2 separate regions of the Homo sapiens genome follow, and region 2 is linked to region 1. A link is a contact called in ENCODE Hi-C or POLR2A ChIA-PET data. All regions are on one chromosome and are shown on one strand. Each heading gives the region's core, a stretch centred on a gene start or an enhancer-like site at or near the end of the contact. The rest is flanking DNA. Distances are from core to core; before and after follow the strand shown.

The links. Hi-C counts contacts between places; a loop is a spot of excess contacts on that map. ChIA-PET counts read pairs that join two places held with the same protein, here RNA polymerase II (POLR2A). Pooled maps may share reads with other maps.
Region 2: a loop to region 1 is called in a pooled map, with 2.8 times the contacts of the local background. The contact joins the promoter of ADAMTS10 here to the promoter of ZNF414 in region 1. A Hi-C loop is called at or near these places in 6 of 50 pooled maps. POLR2A ChIA-PET finds 5 or more read pairs at or near these places in 7 of 52 experiments (IMR-90, WTC11, activated T-cell and 3 more).

What each region holds. Positions count from the first base shown.
Region 1 is chr19:8,509,932-8,516,053 of GRCh38, reverse strand. It overlaps ZNF414 (zinc finger protein 414), which reads left to right and starts at 1,887. Exons shown (of 8, transcript NM_001146175.2): 1 at 1,887-2,010; 2 at 2,713-3,025; 3 at 3,343-3,450; 4 at 3,562-3,667; 5 at 4,094-4,437; 6 at 4,518-4,568; 7 at 5,030-5,203; 8 at 5,290-6,122. The coding sequence starts at 2,008. The coding sequence ends at 5,363. RefSeq lists a silencer at 1,877-2,186 and an enhancer at 3,765-4,655.
Region 2 is chr19:8,606,037-8,611,971 of GRCh38, reverse strand. It overlaps ADAMTS10 (ADAM metallopeptidase with thrombospondin type 1 motif 10), which reads left to right and starts at 1,257. Exons shown (of 26, transcript NM_030957.4): 1 at 1,257-1,328; 2 at 3,724-3,838. RefSeq lists a silencer at 1,937-2,359.

The sequences.
Region 1 (6,122 bases), core at 638-3,137:
TGTGGCCAGGTGCAGTGGCTCATGCCTGTAATCCCAACACTTTGGGAGGCTGAGGCAGGCGGATCACCTGAGGTCGGGAGTTGAGACCAGCCTGACCAACATGGAGAAACCCCATCTCTACTGAAAATACAAAATTAGCCTGGCATGGTGGCACATGCCTGTAATCCCTGTTACTTGGGAGGCTGAGGCAGGAGAATCGCTTGAACCCAGGAGGCGGAGGTTGCAGTGAGCTGAGATCGCGCCACTGCACTCCAGCCTGGGTGCAGTGCAAGATGTCGTCCAAAAAAAACAAAACAAAACAAAAAAAACCCTACAGTTGCCTAGAACTCAACGAATACCTCTTGAATGGCAGCATGATGAGATCTAAGATGATCTCATCTTAGATGATATGGCAGCAGAGAGATCTAAGATGTTAGATCTACCTTACCGCCCTCTCAACAGCCCATCCTACTCCAAGTGACTGCCAGGAATCAGATGATGCGCCTCCCCCTGCTAAAAATTCATCAGTGGTTACAACATAAACCACACTCCTCTCTCTGCACCACTCCCATGGCCCTGCGTGACCTGCCGCGCACCATATTCGCTTTCTGACCTCCACACCCCGCCTCCACTCTGCTCCAGTGGTGCCCTGGCCACCTCGCTGCTCTTTGACCAAAATAAGCCCGTCCTGCCCCACTCCAGGACATCACCACCAGCTATCCGGTAGAGCCCCCTGCTCCTCGGGCTTTCCACCAGCTCACTCCTTGATCATCTGGAGACAGCTCCGAAGTCACCTCCTCAGAGTGGCTTCCCTGACCCATCACTTCGACATTTCATTGTTTCCTTCATTGCTCTGAATAGGACAAAAGATTGTTTTTGCACTTGTTGATTTACTATTTCCCCATTTTTATTTAACTTTTAGAGATGGGGGTCTCGCTTTTTCGACCAGGCAGGAGTGCAGTGGTGCCATCACGCTCACTGCAGCCTCGACGTCCCTGGCTCGAGCGATGCTGTTTCCCCATTTTAAAATGTGAGTGCAAGGGGAGGCGAGGTGGCTCACGCCTGCAATCCTAACATTTGGGAGGCCAAGGCGGGAGGATCGCTTGAGCCCAGGAGTTTGAGACCGGCCTGGGCAACACACAGAGAGACCCTGTCTCTAAAAAGAATTTAAAAATTAGCTGGGCATGGTGGCACACGCCAGTAATCCCAGCTACTCGGGAGGCTGAGATGGGAGGATCGCCTGAACCCAGGAGGTCAAGGCTGTAGCGAGCTATGATCGCATCACTGCACTCCAGCCTGGGCGACAGAGCAAGACCCTGTCTCAACACTATAAAAAATAAAGAACTGGCCGGGCGCGGTGGCTCACGCCTGTAATCCCAGTACTTTGGGAGGCCGAGGCGGGTGGATCACCTGAGGTCAGGAGGTGACGACCAGCCTGGACAACATGGTAAAACCCAGTCTCTACTAAAAATACAAAAAATTAGCCAGACGTGGTGGTGGGCGCCCGTAATCCCAGCCACTTGGGAGGCTGAGGCAGAAGAATCGCTTGAACCCAGGAGGCGGAGGTTGCAGTGAGCCGAGATCGCGCCATTAAACTCCAGCCTGAGCAACAAGAGCGAAACTCTGTCTCAAAAAAAAATAAAAAATATAAAGAAAGAACTGCTGTTTATCGCCTGTCCAGGGCTGATCTTGGGACAAGACTAGAGGGATGAAGGTGCCCACTTTGAAGACTAGGACAGCGAGGTCATCCCGGATCTCCGTGCACGGAGTCTGCTGAAGTGCGCGCTGACTGCCCGGGGATAGATAGCAAGATTGCACCAGCGTCCGACCTGAGCTCCAGGGTGACTCTGCCCTCAGGCCCCGCCCCCTCTCCGAGCGCCCTGCGCAGGCCCCGCCCCCAGTCTCGCGAGAGCTGAGAGGTGGAAAATGGCGCTGACGTGAGCGCGAACTCGCACTGCCCAGAGGGTGGCCGCCGCCTAAGCTGCAGCCGCCGGAGCCGCAGAAACAAGAGGCCGAGCCGTGTCGAAGATGGTGAGCGCGGCACCGGGGTCGCGGGCGCGGCGGAGCTGCGGGGACTGGCGGGGAGCGGCCCTGTCGCGCCTACAGCCTCCGGCCGACCCCGCCCCCACATCCGGGCACCCGTCCGCCGCTGGCTGTCACTCGGAGAGCGCCCTACTTCCGGGCCCGGCCCGGAATGGACCACGCCCGTCAGGCTAGGACTCCGCCCCTAAACTTCTTACATCCGGGCCCCCAGCACCTCCAAGATTGTCCACACTGCTCGAGGCCGGCCGGTCTCGGTCCTCAGACAATCCATGTCTAGCTCCTCTAGCATCTTCCCAGTCCATGCCTGCCCATAGCCCCGCCTCCGTAGCCTTGGCCCCGCCCACTCCCTCTAGGCCACGCTTGTGTGCATACTGGGGCTCCCACCTATCCTAGTTGAGGAGAGCAGATGTTTCTCCCGTATGCATAAGGAGCTCAATCCGGGCCAGTGCAGTGGCTGACGACTCTAATCCCAGCACTTTGGGAGGCTGAGGCAGGAGGATCACTTGAGACCAGGGGTTCAAGACCAGTGAGGGCAACATGGCGAGACCCCATCTTTATAAAAAGAAAAAAAGAGCTTAGTCCACCCTTACGTATTCCCCTATCCTCTCCTGCTGGTGATTCCTTAGGATGGGGGCCGACTGGGTTGACCCAGAGCCCAGAAGGGTTCTCTCCGCCTCTTCCTTCCACCAGGAGGAGAAACCCTCAGGGCCCATCCCAGACATGCTGGCCACTGCAGAGCCCAGCTCCAGTGAGACCGACAAGGAGGTGTTGTCCCCGGCTGTGCCAGCTGCAGCCCCTTCCTCCTCCATGTCGGAGGAGCCAGGCCCTGAGCAGGCAGCCACACCGCCAGTGTGGGAACGTGGAGGGGCTGGAGGGATGCAGCAGGGCTCCTCCCCAGCCCCAGACAGCTGCCAGCCTGGCCCCGGACCCAGCCCTGGCCTGACCAGCATAGTCTCCGGGACCAGCGAGGACCTGCGGCCTCCCAGACGACGCCCACCTCCAGGTGATCTGTGATGGGGTCTTCTGGGGAATCACAGTCCCTGAAACAATAGAAGCGAGACGTAGAGAATCTCTAACCTCAGGGCCTTTCTAGAGGGATGCCACTCATCATTTTACGGAGCAGCCGGTGGATGCCAGGCTGTGGCTCCAATGGTGAGCCTGGCCAGTCCAGCCCCTGCACTGTGGCAGACCAGTCTGTTGTGGTAGGCAGAGAGTAAAGGCCCCAGCACATCATATTTGCTTCTCTGGGGCAGAACCCTGGGGTCAGGGACAGCACTAGTGAGGAAGGGACCAGTGACCACTGTTCTGTGCGTCCTGCAGGGAAGCAAATCCCTTGCTCCAGCCCTGGCTGCTGCCTCAGTTTTCCCAGCGTCCGTGACCTGGCACAGCATCTGCGAACCCACTGCCCGCCCACACAGTCCCTGGAAGGTAGGGCCAGGACTGGTAATGGGGAGGCAGGTTAGGGTGGGAAACAGGCGGAGCCCCTCGGAGCCAGCCTTGGCCACCTGTCTCCACTTCTCTGTCCTTCATCCCTACCAGGCAAGCTCTTCCGCTGCTCAGCCCTGAGCTGCACCGAGACCTTCCCCAGCATGCAGGAGCTGGTGGCTCACAGCAAACTGCACTACAAACCCAATCGCTACTTCAAGTGAGACCCTGACCTCTTGAGCTCCGCCCTGCCCTAGCCTCACCCTATGTGTGGGCTCCAGGCCTTCCTCCCTTCCTGGTCAGGGTGTTGGAGGGCGGGACTTGATGTGGGTGGGCCTTTGGGGAAGCCCCGCCCTCAACTCCCTGGATGGGGCGGGGCATACGTGGGCGTGGCCCCACCCAGCCAGGCTTTACCTCCCAAGTGGAAAACCGGCCGCCTAACTTAAAATTGAGACTTCTTTCCGGGTTTCCCCAGGTTCCCACCCGAAGTGGTCAGGAAGGGTCGCTGCCACAGTTGTACAGGAGCGGGGAGGTGATTAGTGCCCAGGCTCCGTTCCCACGCTCGAAGGGCGGGTGGCATTGCACAGGACACTCTCCCTGGTGCCCCTGGAGGCCCAGCCCAGCCCAGCCCTCTGCCCACCTCCAGGTGTGAGAACTGCCTCCTGCGCTTCCGCACGCACCGCTCGCTCTTCAAGCACCTGCATGTTTGCGCGGAGCATGCGCAGAGCCCAGCCCCGCCGCCACCCCCGGCCCTGGACCGAGAGCCGCCCGCGCCGGAGCGCCCCCCGGAGGTTGACCCCGCATCAGCGCCGGGCCTGCCGTTCCCGCTGCTGGAACCCTTCACGACCCCCGCCCCTGCCCCCACCGGACCGTTCCTGCCCTACTTGAACCCTGCGCCCTTTGGCCTAAGCCCCCCGCGCCTGCGCCCCTTCCTGGCCGCTGCACCCGGGCCGCCGGCTTCCAGCGCCGCCGTCTGGAAAAAGAGCCAAGGTGAGTGTGGGGTCGGGGGCCTCCAGGAGGGCTGGCTGGGCTCGCCCTGACTCTGAACTTGACCCGCCCCTTTACCGCAGGTGCTGGCAGCAGCCCCCGAAGACCCCAGGGCGGCTCCGACGCGCCCTCAGGTGCGTGCAGGTGACCACCAGGGAGGGGTGGAGGGGCTTTCTTTCCTGCGCCCTGCGGGGTCTGGTGGATACCAGGAGGCAGCAGTGCTCATCCCCTTCCCAGGGGGCACAAATGCCACCGTCCCGAAATACAGGATTTTTGCCTTAAAAATGACTGGCACCTGCGCCTTCATCTGCGCCGGCGTTCCCGTATAAACCTTGCGCCCCTTTCACCGTTCACCTCGGAGCGGGCTTCTCCCCAACAGTGAATCTGGGGATGATAGTAGGGGACGCGGAGAAGCCAAGTTGGGTGCCCCCAACTCTAGGGGCAGACAGACCCGGGAGAAACTGAACTAGGCGCCCGGAAGCTGATGGGGGGCGGGAAAAAGTCCCACCCACCCTCGCCGGCGTCCTCCATCCTTGGCGCACGGGTCTTCTGGGCTGGGGGAGCCCGGGACTGACGGGGTCCCGCCTGCCCGCAGGGCACGCGGCCCCGAGCCGCATCGTGTGGGAGCACACACGCGGCCGCTACTCGTGCATGCAGTGCGCCTTCTCCACGGCCTCGCGGCCCGCCATGACCCTGCACCTGGAGGACCACCGCCCCGGCGCCCCCGCGGCCCCCGCGGCCGGGCCGCCGCGCCCCGACGCCCCCGCGGGTAAGGCCGAGGAATGCGCGGGTGGAGAGGGGGGCGGGGGCCCAAGGCGCTGAGGCTCAGGCGCCCCCCTCCTCTGCCCCACCCAGATCCGGCCCCGCTTGCACCCAAGGTGTCGCCGCTGCTGTCAGAGGGGGAGCTTCCAGTGTTCTCGCAGCTCTGAATCCCGCCGCTTTGGGGGTGGGCCATGGGATGTGGGTAGTTTTGTCATTTGGAGGGGGCTGCAGGGAAGGGGGGCTGGGGTGGACAATAAAGAAGGCGCCATGAGCCAGCCTATGCTGTGTTCCCATCCCTTGTCCATCCAAAGCATAGTGGGCTCGAGCCCAGCAGTCATGGATTGATCACATCTTGGGAGGACCACCTGGGTCCACAGGTGCAGGCCTCACAGCCCACCTGTGTCCTGTCTTCCCATCACCCCAATCCTGGGACCCAGGTCCCCACCTCCAGCTGTGGTTGAGGTCCCCAGTACCCACTGTGGCAGCGTTCTCCCTTGTCCAGAAACCAAATGGGATGGGGACTCTCCAGTTTTCTTTTTTTTTTTTTTTCTTTTTTTTTTTTTCTTTTTTGAGACAGTCTTGCTCTGTCTCCCAGGCCGGAGTGCAGTGGCACAATCTCCTCTCACTGCAAGCTCCACCTCCTGGGTTCACGCCATTCTCCTGCTTCAGCCTCCCAAGTAGCTGGGATTACAGGTGCCCACCACTATGCCCGGCTAATTTTTTGTATTTTTAATAGAGATGGAGTTTCACCGCGTTAGCCAGGATGGTCTCGATCTCCTGACCTCATGATCCGCCCGCCTTAGACTCCCAAAGTGCTGGAATTACAGGCGTGAGCCACCACGCCCGGTCTCCAGTTTTCTTTTAAGAAGTCCCGGCCGGGCACAGTGGCTCACGCCTGTAATCCCAGCACTTTGGGAGGCTGGGGC
Region 2 (5,935 bases), core at 8-2,507, 97 kb before region 1:
GGGAAATGCCTGCAATTGTGAGGCCTGGGGGTCACCGCCCTTCCCTGGAACCAGGCACTGTACCAGGCGCCTGGGATTCAAATCCCAGCCCTGCCCCAACCATCCAGGTCCTCCTCATTCACGCATTCGTTCATTTTATGGAGCGAGACCCAGAGTGACCAAGACCAAGAGGGCTCCGGTTCCAACAGAATTTTCACTCTCCCCATCTCTGTGGCCTCAGTTTCCTCATCTGTGAAATGGGACCAGCTGAGCCTACGTCACCGCAAAGGAGTTAAGGCACAGAGACCAAGGCCAGGCCCAGGACCGATCAAACCCCCCTGAGAGCTCGGAGAGGGCGGGGCCGAGCTGGGACTTATTTCCCGCCCCGGGCACCGTGCCTGGCACACGGGAGGCGCCCAATAAATGCTTGTTTGAGCCAGGCCCAGCCCTCAATAAATAACAGCTGTTGTTGATGCCGCAGAGGCTGGCGAGGAAGTGGGCTCTCCCCTCCCCAACCCCAGCATCTCATGCTCCCATCCCCCCTCCAGCCCCATTCCTTACCCCCCTCCATTCCTTCCCGTGGCCCCCAACCCAACTCAGCCCCTTCCTCCAGGCCCCCACCTCCCCCCAACCCACTCAGCCCCTCCTCCAGGGCCCCACCTCCCCCAACCCCACTCAGCCCCTCCTCAAGGGCCCCACCTCCCCCCACCCCACTCAGCCCCTTCCTCCAGGCCCCCACCTCCCCCCACCCCACTCAGCCCCTCCTCCAGGCCCCCACTTCCCCCCACCCCACTCAGCCCTTCCTCCAGGCCCCCACCTCCCCCCACCTCACTCAGCCCCTTCCTCCAGGCCTCCATCTCCCCCTACCCCTTCCCATTCAAACTTCCCCCTCCCCCAACCTCTCCCTTCTCTTCCTCCCTTTCCCCGAACCCCCACCCACCCAATTCTGCCTCCATCCCCATCCCCCACCTGATTCTTTCTCCCCTCCCCCACCCATTCTCCCCGCCGCCACTCGATTTCTCCCGCTTCGTCCCCTCCCCGCCCCCCGCGGTTCCCCAGCCCCCTCCCACGCGGCGGGGGCGCTGGTCCCGGGCGGGGCGGCCCGAGTTCCCGGGTCCCTGGCTGGGGTCCAGCCCGCGGCCCAGGCCGGGCGGCGGCAGGCGGGCGGGGTTTCTGGCCGCGCGCAGTTTGGGGGTTTTTTTATAACCCTGGCAGGCGGCTCAGGAAGTGCCTTCCCCGCGCCCCCTCCCCTGGCCACGCCGCCGCGCTCGCTCGCTCCCTCCCTTCCTGCGCGCGCGGGGCGGCGAGACAGCGGCGGCGACGGCGCGGAGGCCCCGGGCGCGGCGCAGGTAGCGGCGCGGGCGGGGGGCCCGGGGGTGCGTGATTCAGTGGGACTTTGTGTGTCCGCATCGGGCTGTGAGGGCGTGGGGCTGTGGTGCCCTGGATGGGGGAGGGCATCCCGCTGTGCGACTCCGGTCGGTGCCTGAGGTCCGCAAGTGCGCGCGCCACTGATCACGCCCGGGGTTGCCGTGGGTTTGTTTGCGCTGTGTGTGTGTGTGTGTGTGTGTGTCCGTCCACGTAGGGGCAGAGTGGTTGTGCATTACATGTGTGTGTCAGTGCCTGGGGATGAGTCTCTTGTGTGTCTGTGTGTTTGGACAGTGTGTGCGCATAGGGGTTTGCTATGTGCGCGCAGATCTGGAGGCGAGTGTGTGTGTGTCTGGGTTTGTGTGTGTGTCCCCAAGCATGTGTGCGTTTGTCTCTGACCGTGATGAGTGTGTAAATACCTGTGTGTGTGTGTCTGGTGTGGGGGGGTGTCTAGGTCTGTGGGACTTGTGAGTTTGTCTCTGGTTTGGTGTGAGCATGCAAATGAGTGTGTATGTGTCAGCGTGTAGGCCTGTGTGTCTGTCTCCTTGGGTTGTCTGTGTATGTATGTGTGTGTTTCTGTTTGTGTAGGCCCCGGGTGCGTGTATTTGTGTGTCCGCGTGTTTCTCTGTCTTGTCCCGTGTGTGCGCGTGTAAATGAGTGTGTGTTTACACATGTCTGGGAGTGTGTGGTTGTGTGTCTCCATGTGTTTGTCTCCGGGTGTGTGAGTGTGCACTGAGCCTGTCGGCGTGTGTGTCTGCGGTGGAGGCGTCCTGCGTCTTTTGTGGGTCTACAGTGCCCGAGCGCCGGTCTCTGGTTGCGCGGGGTGTGTGTCGCTGCCAGTGTGTGTTTGTGTGTCTGGGTGTGGGAGTGGCGCCGCCCACTTCCCCTGAGTTGGTCAGTGAGGCCACAGCCGTCTGTCTCAGGGTGTCTCCAGCGGTCGGGCTCAGGGCCTTTAATTAGCGGCCGGTTGTGGGGGACCAGCCCGGGCGCCGGCCCCCTCCTCCCGCAGGCCCCGGCTGGGCCTTTGTCTGCTCTCCGGCAGGGACTGCCTCCTGCCGGCCCGGCCAGATGTGCAGCCGGGAGGAGGCCGGCAGGCTGGGGCCTCTGCCTGGGGAGACGCGGCCTTGGCCTCCACGGGGGACCTTCCGTCGGCCCTGTCCCCGCAGCCTGGCCGGAGAGGTTTGGGTGTGGAGCTTAGGGTCCCTTCAGGATCCCCGGGATGGGATGGGATGGGACAGAGCCTCTGTTTCTAAGCCATTTCCATTTCCCGGAGGCATTTCCTCCTCCAGGCCTGGCACCCTCCCCCACGCTGGCCACCTCCCTCCTGCCTTCGGGGAGGAGGGGCTGGAGGAATGGCCAGGCCTGGGTACACACACACACACACACACACACAGGGTCACACACACTCACAAGCCATAATGCACATGCAGTCACACGCTCACAATCACACACAGGGTCACACACACTCACATACATGCTGTAATGTACATGCAGTCACACACACACGCCACAGTGCAGATCCCTCACTGACATCCTGTTGGCCACCACCGTCTCTGTCCCTGAGCCTCTCTCAAGCTTCATCTTTGGCCCCAGACCCACTGCCTTGTTCATGTCCCCCCACCACCTGGTGCCCTGGGCTGTGTCACACCTCGACACCACCCTGTGGGCTGGACCCCCAGCTCAGACGCCTGTGAGCCTTCTGCAGACCCCCCTCCTCCCCCTACCCCATACACTGTGCACAGGTGAGTCCCCTTCCCCTGTCCTCACCCCCTGTGCTGGGTCCTTCCACAATGTCCCAAACCTTGTCCCTCACACCCCACCTGAGCCCAAAGCACAGAAGGGGGTGTGAGGGTTTTGGGAGGAGCGCCTCACTTCAGAGGACAGTGATGAGGACTGAGGGTCTTAGGGGGACCAGGACAGACCCAAAGACACTCTAGACAAGACCAGAGAGAGCCCCTGAAGGAGGAGGATGGGGCACCAGGCCTGGCAATGCAAGAACAGGAGAGGAGGGAGGGAGCCAGTGGGAGAAAGGGGTGAGGTCCCTGCTTCACTTGCAATGAGAATGTTCCTACCTTTCAGGGGTGGCTCAGGGCAGGAGCGGGGGTCAGAGGTGCCCAACCAGGAAGGGCCTTGATCTGGGAGTTGGCTGACACTTCCAAAGAAGGAATAGGGAAGAAGAAGCAAGAAGAGAGGGAGAGGGAGAGGAGGTGGGTTTTTGTTGGAGGGGGTTCATTAGGAACAGAAGAAAGAAGAAGTCTAAGAGGAAGTTCTCCAGGGGCAGAGAGAGGGTCAGAATTTCCTCAGTGATCCCTCAACTACAGACCCAGCTCAGTGCTGAAGACCAGCCCGGCTCCTCCTCTTTGACCCCTCCCTGCCCAGGCTCCAAAGAAGAAGAAACCAAGGCCCAGAGAGGGAGGCCCAGGTGCAGGGAGCAGGCGAGGGAAGGATCCGTACAGGGGCCCAACACTACTCCACCAACCGAAGCCCCCAAAAGGTAAAAAAAATAAAAAGGAGAGAGAGGCCAGGTGCTGTGGCTCACGGCTGTAATCCCAGCACTTTGGGAGGCCAAGGCGGGCTGATCATGAGGTCAAGAGATCGAGACCATCCTGGCCAACATAGTGAAACCCCGTCTCTCCTAAAAATACAAAAATTAGCTGGGCATGGTGGCGCACACCTGTAGTCCCAGCTACTCGGGAGGCTGAAGCAGGAGAATCGCTTGAACCCGAGAGACAGAGGTTGCAGTGAGCAGAGATCACACCACTGCACTCCACCCTGGCGACAGAGTGAGACTCCGTCTCAAAAAAAAAGAGAGAGAGAGAGAGAGAACAACAACAGAAGGAATGGACATTAGCCCAGCTAAAGAGTGCAACAGGGGTCACAGAATATCTGTGAGTGAGCTCCCCGTCACTAGAGGGATCCAAGCAGAAGTGGGGAATGTGGGCTTCTTGGTCCATCAGCAACTTGGCAAAAACCTGGCTCCCTCCCTTGGGGCTGAACTGCCCTGTTTGGGGATTGACTCTCAGACTTGGACTCTCAGACTTGGCTGGGCTGCAAAGAAAACAAGACTCTGTGATTAAGGGATTTTGCACAGAGGAGGAGGAGGGTGGAGACAGCAGGGTGGGGGAAGAGGGTTTGGCACAGGGTGGTGGCCCAAAGTGGTGTCTGCGGCAGGCTGGCCTGGGGCAGATGCTGGAGAGACTGAGACCTGCGGGGCGGGCTGGCTTGGAGCCTTGAAAGAATCTGAATGGAGGACGGGGTCAGAAACACAGGGTGGAGGAGAGGCCTGGGAGGTGGGAGTGAATAGTGCTACCCAGTGCAGAGAATCCAAAGATGGCCCAAGACAGTGGGTGCGTGGGTGGGCATATGAAAGTCTGCAGGACTGGAATACTAGCCTTAGCTTTAAAAATCTGGCTTGAATGGTGCTACCCATTTCAGATAATCCAAAGACAGGGCCCAGGACAGTAGATGCATGGGTGGGAGCCTTAGCTCTAATCTGGCTTGAAAATTCACACCGACCAGCCCCCCCTTCAAGTGCCTCTGATGCCAGCCTCCCCTTGCTCTCCTGCACCCACCCTGTCTGGGCTCATGCCAGGCTCTACCCAACCTCCAGGCCTTTGACCTTGCTGTTTCCCCTCCTGGTGCACCTTCGCCTGTCTCTTCACACCATTGATTTCTTATGCTTTGAACCTCTGCTTCCCAGTCTCCCCATTGATACCTTCTAGAGAACATGTCACAATCTGAACTATTCTCCATTCACTTGACTGTCATCTGTCACTCCTAAGAGATGGAACCCCACAGGGCTAGGGCAAGTAGGGGTTGCTATCCTTAGCATGCCTGGCTGTCATGCCCCCGTCCACCCTCCACCGGAGGCTATAACCCAATGAATGAACCCAGGTTCTACCACTTTCTAGCAATGTGACCCACGGCAAACTCTATCACTCCTGAGTCTATTTCCTCATCTATAAAAAGATGAGGGATACGAGTGTGATGCGAGGTCAGGAGTTCAAGACCAGCCTGGCCAACATGGTGAAACCCCATCTCTACTAAAAATACAAAAATGTAGCTGGGCGTGTTGATGCGTGCCTGTAATCCCAGCTACTCAGGAGGCTGAGGCGGGAGAATCAAATGAACCCGGGAGGCGGGGGTTGCAGTGAGCCGCGATTGCGCCATTGCACTCCAGCCTGGGTCACATAGTGAGACTCCATCTCAAAAAAAAGAGCGTGATGACCATGACTTCTCAGTTATTTTGGAAATGAAATACGGTGGGCTGGGTGCAGTGGCTCATGCTTGTAATCCCAGTGCTTTGGGAGGCTGAGGTGAAAGGATCCCTTGAGGCCAGGAGTTCAAGATCAGCCTGGGCAACAAAGTGAGACCCCCGTCTCTCCAAAAAAACAAAAACATTAGCCAGGTGTGGTGGCTTGCACCTGCAATCTCAGCTACTTGGGAGGCTGAAGCAGGAGGATTATTTGAGCCCAGGCAGTGGAGGCTGCAGTGAGCTATGATCACAACACTGCACTCCATCCTAGGTGACAGAGCAACGCCCTGTCTCTTAACAAAAGAACAGAAATGCAGTGGTGTGAAAACTAGGGCC